Regions from separate parts of the Homo sapiens genome. Here region 1 is linked to region 2. The links are chromatin contacts, found by Hi-C in ENCODE. All regions are on one chromosome and are shown on one strand. The core of a region is the stretch at or near the end of the contact, and the rest is flanking DNA. Distances in the headings are between cores, read along the strand shown.

Evidence for each region. A loop is a pair of places that touch in the nucleus more often than their neighbours do.
Region 1: a loop to region 2 is called in a map of GM12878, with 2.4 times the contacts of the local background. The contact joins two enhancer-like sites. A Hi-C loop is called at or near these places in 3 of 168 maps with a recorded cell type or tissue (GM12878, heart right ventricle and prostate gland) and 1 of 37 single-sample maps with no recorded cell type.

Annotation. Positions count from the first base shown.
Region 1 is chr18:22,312,767-22,316,598 of GRCh38, forward strand. The region is part of intron 1 of LOC101927548 (a long non-coding RNA gene); the gene reads right to left. Among named protein-coding and RNA genes, the nearest start is that of CTAGE1, 100 kb to the right of the region's middle. Within about 2 kb of position 1,430, at least 4 of the 41 ENCODE cell types and tissues checked have a DNase peak (open chromatin) inside an H3K27ac peak, as active enhancers do.
Region 2 is chr18:22,251,935-22,255,659 of GRCh38, forward strand. All of the region lies in intron 1 of LOC105372018 (a long non-coding RNA gene), which reads right to left. Among named protein-coding and RNA genes, the nearest start is that of GATA6, 84 kb to the left of the region's middle. Within about 2 kb of position 2,398, at least 5 of the 41 ENCODE cell types and tissues checked have a DNase peak (open chromatin) inside an H3K27ac peak, as active enhancers do.

The sequences.
Region 1 (3,832 bases), core at 180-2,679, 60 kb after region 2:
GACCATGTATCGGGTACAGTGTACACTGTTCAGGTGATGGGTGCTCTAAAATCTCAGAAATCACCACTAGAGAACTTATCCATATAACCAAAAACCACCTGTACCTCAAAAACTATTGAAATAAAAAAAAAAACAGAATGTTAAAGAGTATCCCTTAACTTGCCCTTCATTAGTGATCAGTACCTTGTCAATGGTAGATAGATCCCCCAAAGTGCTGTTGGTCTGTACATAGGCCGTCCAACTATGTGTAGGTTTGTCACCAGTAACCTAAACTGACACTAAGTGTAGGTAATTTCAGCTCCTCAAACAGGCATGATGGTTTTCAGGAACCATGTCAACTAGAGGAAACCAAGAGGATTTTCTGAAAGCAGCTGATTAATTCTTCGATGACTTCTCTTGGGGTTCCCTGATTTCCCATGGAATCAGACAGCTCTGAGCTGTAATCATTGGTAGTGTTTTGAAATCTTCACGTTATATAAACAAATCATCATCTTGCCAGGTTTGGGGGTCATCCTGTTAATAGGTCTGAAACAGGAACTCAGTGTGAGTCCTGGGTCACGGCCTCTTTTCCCCCAAGATCACATTTTTTTAGACAAACATTGCTTACTTTCTTTAACTGCAGAAAGTCTGTGCACGATTAAGTAGAATTTAGGCTCCTGGTGGTGTGCTAAAGTGAAACAAAGGAATTCCAGTGATTGGTAAGACAGGTGTTTGCTTCCTCTTCCTTGTTTTGGGCAGCACAGGCAAATCCCCCACATTACTGTTGTTCTTCATGGGATTGCCCCTTGGAGAGAGGATGGACACTGCTTATAAACCATCGTCCAGGTCCTATTCCCTCCTCTTTATGGTCGGAGGCACAGTTCTGAGTTCCCCCATATCACAGCAATTACCTTGCATCCCTTTTTCCCCTTTTTGATTACTATAAGTTTGAGTCAGCTCTTCATCCTCTCAAGTTGGCACCCATGGGAAGAGGCCAAGTTTATTTATCTTTGGTGCATCCTGTCTTCCTTTTCTGCCCTTCTGTGGCTTTTGGTAACTTCTTCATCCTTGGGCATTTTTTTGTGCTTAGCTCTTTTCATCTCCTCCCTTCTAAAAAAAAGACTCTTTGGCAAAGGCTCTGATAAACACATTTGCACTGAGGTGTAAATGGCTGATAAAAGATGCGTGTTTTGTTTGTTTGTTTGTTTGTTTTTTTACTAGGAGCATTTGCTTTGGTGCAAAGATATAAATTTCTAATGGTGGAATTTCAGATCAGCAGCCAGGGAAGGGAAGGAGTTGGGGGTGAGATATCTTCTTGAGGCCCCCATCAGCCTGCTTCTAAGGACATCCTCCTCCAAGGTAGCAGCCGGTCATAGGAGGCCCGGGCTGCTGTCTGTGGGAGGGGCTGGTCCCATGGTGAAACTCTGGCCTCACTCCACGACCAGAGCTTGAAGTCCTGGGGCTCTGTCTGAAAATCTTGAGCAAGCATCTTGCTTTTCCCAGAGGAATGTTTGGAAACACTACGAATATCACATTTGTGGTATATGTTTCATTACTTTACTGTTTTCTTCAGCTGATCTGATAGATACTTCATCGTTTTAAGGATTCTTGAACTTGCCCTTTAGCGACTCCAGTGCAACATCCTGGGTTCCCACATAGAGGTTAGTTCTTGCTGACAGAAACCTTTTAGTCTCATCATTCCTCAACTTGTCTAAATCAGAAGTGTTTTCGATATTCAAACCCTGACCTCCAGTAAATGAAAAACTGTTACAGCACAGTGAAATTCCTCCAGGCTTGGAGCACATACATCCATGACCACATCACTGCAGAATGAGATGACTAGGGCTGATGTCAAGGCAGGCAGCACCAGCCCCCACAGAAATGCCGGCCCTGCCCCGATTTCTTTGACACAACATGCAAGCCAGGCCTCTCAGGCACACTCCCAAGATGTGACATCTTCCAAACAACCCCTGCCCCATTAAAAAAATAAAAATCATCAAGCTTCAATGTAACTCAAAGCAGAAAGTATTGGTTAACATTATTTTTTTCCCCTAAAATACAATTCACCTCTCAGAGAAACTACTTTTGGATTCTGTTTATTCTAGTGAGTTGAAAATTTACTGTGGCCAGGGGCCTGTAATCTCAGCACTTTGGGAGGCCAAGGCGGGCTGATTGCTTGAGTCCAGGAGTTCGAGACCAGCCTGGGTGACATGATGAAACCTTGTCTTTACAAAAAATTTAAATAATAGCTGGGTGAGGTGGCACGTTCCTGTAGTCCCAGCTACTTGGGAGGCAGAGGTGGGAGGATTGCCTGAGTCCAGAATGGTGAGGCTGCGGTGAGCTGTGATAGCACCGTGGCAGAGTGAGATTCTGTCTCAAAAAAAAAAAAAAAGAAAACGAAAAATAACAGAAAATTTACCCTGAATTTCACCTTATATGATTCTATGATGTTTATGTGTGTTGAAGAACAAGTCAGACCTATAGGGTAAAGCGTTGTGTATTTGTCGGTTTTCTTTATCAGAGTAACTCAATTTTACCTGTCTTATCATCTTTCCAGGGCCTTTGGTATAGTACGTTCTCATAAAAAATTGTGAGGTGAAAAAGCAAATAAAGATGTTTATTTCTAACCCTATTTTGATAAGTTGAAATCTTTCATTTTCCAGCTGTTTTGTCTATAGTATACTAAACTTCCTCCATGGGCACAATAATACTGTTTATACTGCAGTGTGGGTAAACCTCAGAAACATTATGCTAAGTGAAGGAAGCCAGTCACAAAGGATCCCATATTGTACGGTTCCACTCATGTCAAATGTCTAGAATAGTCTAATCTATAGAGATAGAAAATACGTTAGTTGTTGCCTAGGGCTGAGGGAGACAAGAGAAATGGGGGTGACTGCTAAAGAGTATGAAGTTTCTTTTTGGGGTGATGAAATGTTCTAAAATTATGTTATGGTGATGGTTGTATAACTCTGTAAATGTGCTTTGACTTATACACTTTGAATGTTATGGTATGTAAATTACATATCAATACAGTGGTTTAAAAATGAATAAACTGGCCTGGCATGGTGGCTTAAGCTTGTAATCCGAGCACTTTGGGAGGCCGAGGTGGGCAGATCACTTGAGGTCAGGAGTTCGAGACCAGCCTGACCAACATGGTGAAACCCCAACTCTATTAAAATACAAAAATTAGCCAGGTGTAGTGGTGGGCGCCTGTAATCCCAGCTACTCAGGAGGCTGAGGCAAGAGAAACACTTGAACCCAGGAGATGGAGGTTGCAGTGAGTGGAGATCATGCCACTGCACTCCAGCCTGGGTGACAGAGTGAGTGAGACTCTGAAAATAAAAAGGAGAAAGAAAGAAAGAAAGAGAGAGAGAGAAAGAGAAAGAAAGAAAGAAAGAAAGAGAGAGAGAGAAAGAAAGAAAGAGAGAGAGAGAGAGAAAGAAAGAAAAAAGAAAGAAAAATGAATAAACTATGGTCTTATAAAATGGAAAGAAAAAGAGAGGACTTGGTTTGGATCCTTACTGCGGTGTAATATGAAAGACATTTGGTCTTTGTCCCCAGTTCCTGGCAAAGAGTTCCCTAACACCCAACCTATGGGATCTAATGCTAACTCCAGATAGATAATGTCAGGATTGAATTGATGTATAGTATACCCAGTTGGTGTTTGCTGGAGAACTGCATGGTGTGTGGGGAAAATCCCCTCTGTGTCTGGTCACAGAAGTGTTCTGGGCTGTGATGCAAGCACAGTAGGAGAGAAACAGAGTATCTTTCTTCAGAATTGGCATCAGAAGTGTTGCGAGAGAGGGTAGAGCAACAGCGAGTGTGCTTACCCCACCCCCCAACCTTTCTACAA
Region 2 (3,725 bases), core at 1,148-3,647:
TACAGTTGATAAAACAGAGCCTTACATAGATTATTAAGAAGCTTGCTTAATTAGGAAAAATAGCTAATGCATGCTGGACTCAATACCTAGGTGATGGATTGCTAGGTGCAGCAAACCATCATGGCACACATTTACCTATGTAACAAACCTGCACATGTACCCCAAAACTTTAAAAATAAAAATTAAAAAAAGAAAGCTTGCTTAAAGTTTCAGAGCTTATAAGAGGCAGAGTTGGAATGTAATTTCATCTGACTCCAAAGGCAACATGTATTGAAATAGATGAGGGAGATGTTGTGGGATCACCAAGAAAAGATGATTTTTTTTTTTTTTTTAAGATAGGGTCTCACTCTGTCATCCAGGCTGGAGTGCAGTGGTGTGATTATGGCTCACTGCAGCCTTGACCTCCCTGGGCTCATGAGATCCTCCTACCTCCATTTCCCAGGTAGCTGGGACTACAGGTGCATGATATCACACCTGGCTAGTTTTTGTATTTTTTGTAGAGATGGGGGTTTTCCATGTTGCCCAGGCTGGTCTCAAACTAAGCGTTAGCTAAGCAGAATAACTTAATCCAGATAGTGACTTCTGAGAAGGAGATACAAGCCCCATGATTTAGGAAGCTATGAAAAGCAAGCTGGGCACAGTGGTGTACTCCAGGAATCCCAGCTACTCAGGAAGCTAAGGCACAAGGATCACTTGCGCCTAGGAGTTTGAGGCCAGCCTGGGCAACACAGCAAGACCCCATTTCTTTAAAAAAGAAAAAAATAAAGGAAGAAAAGAAAGCTATGAAGAGAAATTTAGGAATGTTTTTTCATCAAATAAATACTGAAAACCTGCTTCCTATCAAACCCACACAGACAGAGGATACCATATATACCAACATACTGAATGGTCTCTGGAATTTACTTTAAAGAGGTCATACTATAAGTAGGGCAATTGAAAACGGGGTCTGCATTTTTTTCCCATTAAATCAGGGCTTGGTCCAACCTTATTTTGCCAACAATGAACATCCGAGATCAAATATCAAGGTTTATCCCTCAAGGCCCAGCTCTAGATGCCATTTCCTCCCAGTTTTCACAATCAAAATCCTCAGGCAGGGCACAGTGCCCACACCTGTAATCCCAGCACCTTAGGAAGCAGAGGTGCGAGGACACCGTAATCTTGATCCTCACTTCTGAAGTCACTATTTGGATTAAGTTATTCTGCTTAGCTAATGCCTATAAAAATTCCCATTCATTACTAACGGTGGAAAGCGGCTCTGACAGCCTTGCCTTCCCCTTCATCCCAGGCAGCCCCATCCTTACTAATTGGAAGGGGAGATTGAACATTCTTTGCTTTTGATCAAGATTTGTCTCCTGCCAGGAGCAAGGAAGGATGTGTAGGAGGGAATGTCTCCGATAATAACAATAACAAGAGTAATGAGTAAAAGTTTTCAACAGGATCTTGGGCAATGAAGTTACCCAGGCCATTTATACATGTTTATAGTGTGAGTGTTTTTTCTTCAGCTAACAATGGCACCAAAATGCCTTCCTTCCCTCGGCCCCCTCCCAAACACGTTGAATGGTCCTGTTTGAGCTACAGAGGAACAGCTTTCAAAACTAGACCTTTTTTTCCTGCTTATTTCTGGCAATGAGTAAATGGAAATGGGGCGGTTTTGGCCTTTGGTTATGGGAGGGCAATGCTCTCATGGTGCCTGGTTTCTGGATTTTGTGGCTGAGAGCTTCAAGTGGCCTTCTTGAGCCAGTAGCAGGGCCTGTGGTGCAGCCGCTTGTCCAAGTGACTGAGGAAACCTTTCCTTCAACTTCCCTCCTCTTCCCAGCTTGAATGTAATCGGAGTTGCTATCCCCATGTTTAAGAAACAGACTGTGACTTCAACAACAATGAACTGACTTCCTACACATCCCTCTGCACCACCTCTTGGGTGATTTAGAAGAGGAAGCAAGATTTCCTCCTCCTGGCTCCGCTGGACAGAGCCTCCTCCCGCGTGGGTCAGCCGGGCCTGGGCTCTGGGGGTGCAGGAAGTCTCTCATCCTCTCACCCCATCCACATCCTGGAACTGGAGGATGAGCAGGAAGTGGAAAGTGTCAGGCAGAGTCTTTCAAGCTCACAGTCGGCTCCGGGCAGCTCGTGGGCCTTTAGGAAAACAATACAAAACTTTCCAAATGGTTCTTTTAATGGCTCTCTGCAAACACTTTACACAGTTGTGTTTGACGCTGCCAGTCACGAAGACTCTGGGATATTTATTTTGTTTTCTTTTCATTTTGCTGCGGGGAATAAAAAGTCACGGCTGAGTGTTGTTCTCAGTAACTCTCTTCCTGGTTGTTTGGAACACCTTTGACGGTGGCTGGCCTGGGTCGGGCCCCTCCCTGTTCTCTCCTACGGGGCGAGTTACTACGGCAGCCCTCTGCCCAGGGTTCCGAAGATTAATTGGCCTGAGTGATGCTTTAAATTTGGGAGCATGCCCCCATATACCAGGGGCCAGCTGCCAGCTGTTCTGAACCTTAGGGCACACCACATCACGTCTTCAGTGCCCTCATTTGTGAAATGAAGGGGCTGGAATGGTGACGTGACCCAGGTCAAATGTTCTCTGGGTCAGTGAGCTCCTGACCAGCCCCATACAGAGACCCCCTGGAGTCTTATGGGGCAGTGACCTCAGGTGTGCTCTGAACCCTTCTCCTGAGGCGTCTTCTTTTTTTTTTTCCATAAATTTTTTAAATAAATAGAGACAGGGTCTCGCTAAGTTTCCCAGGCTGGTTTCAAACTCCTGGGCTCAAGCAATCCTCCTGCCTCGGCCTCCCAGAGTGTTGGGGTTGCAGGTGTGAGCCCCCGTCCCTGGCAGAGGCCTCTTCTCTACATTTTCCTTCTTCCCTCTTTCCAGGTGGAGGCTTCTTGCTCCTGGGGCTGACCCCTTAAACTTTTCTTCAGCAAATCCCCACTGACTTGCCGTAAGACATGATCTGGCACATTGAGCTTTCACACAGCCATCTTCTGATGTCTTTACCAGGGTGGTTATTTTATTTTTATTTTTAGCCCTAGAATGCACCAACGGGGCCCAAAGATGACAAAGTTGTAAAACTTGGCTTTGCCAATGACTTCTTTTCAGTACTCTCTAGTCTTTGCTGTGTCAGGTCACAGCACAAGCCCGGTCGGAAAATACCCTGGGGGGCTCCTCCCTGCCCTTCCCAGACTGCCTCTCCCTTTCCTTCTTTGGCCATTGAGGTAGTAATAGGAAGAAGGAGCTCTCTTTTATTTGGAGGTTGGCATTTATCAAAAATAACATTTTCCCTGACGAATTTCCAGACACTGCCCATCAACTACCTTGGGATTTCACTAATTTTGAAATGCAGACGGTTCTAAGGCACTCCCCATCTCACGAGGGGAGATCTGAGGGCAACGCCTCTTTGACTTGGTATGAGATGGATGTTCAGAATCTCCATGTGAGATGAGAAATCTCAGCTTCCTCTGATCCCAAGCTGAAGGTGATGATACTTGGCAGAGTTGCTTCAACATGGAGCCTCCCTAAATTTAGAAAGTAACGGACCATAAACAGAGACAGTATGAACATGAAACTGAAACTAAAATTGATACTTCGGGAATTATTTACCTTTCTGACTTACTAGTGAACAATTTTAGTCTTTGCTTTAAATCAGATAGACTATGTGAGTGTCTCTGTGAAGTATCTGGCACAAAATAGGTGTTCAGTTAATGTGAGCATTGTTCACTTGTCA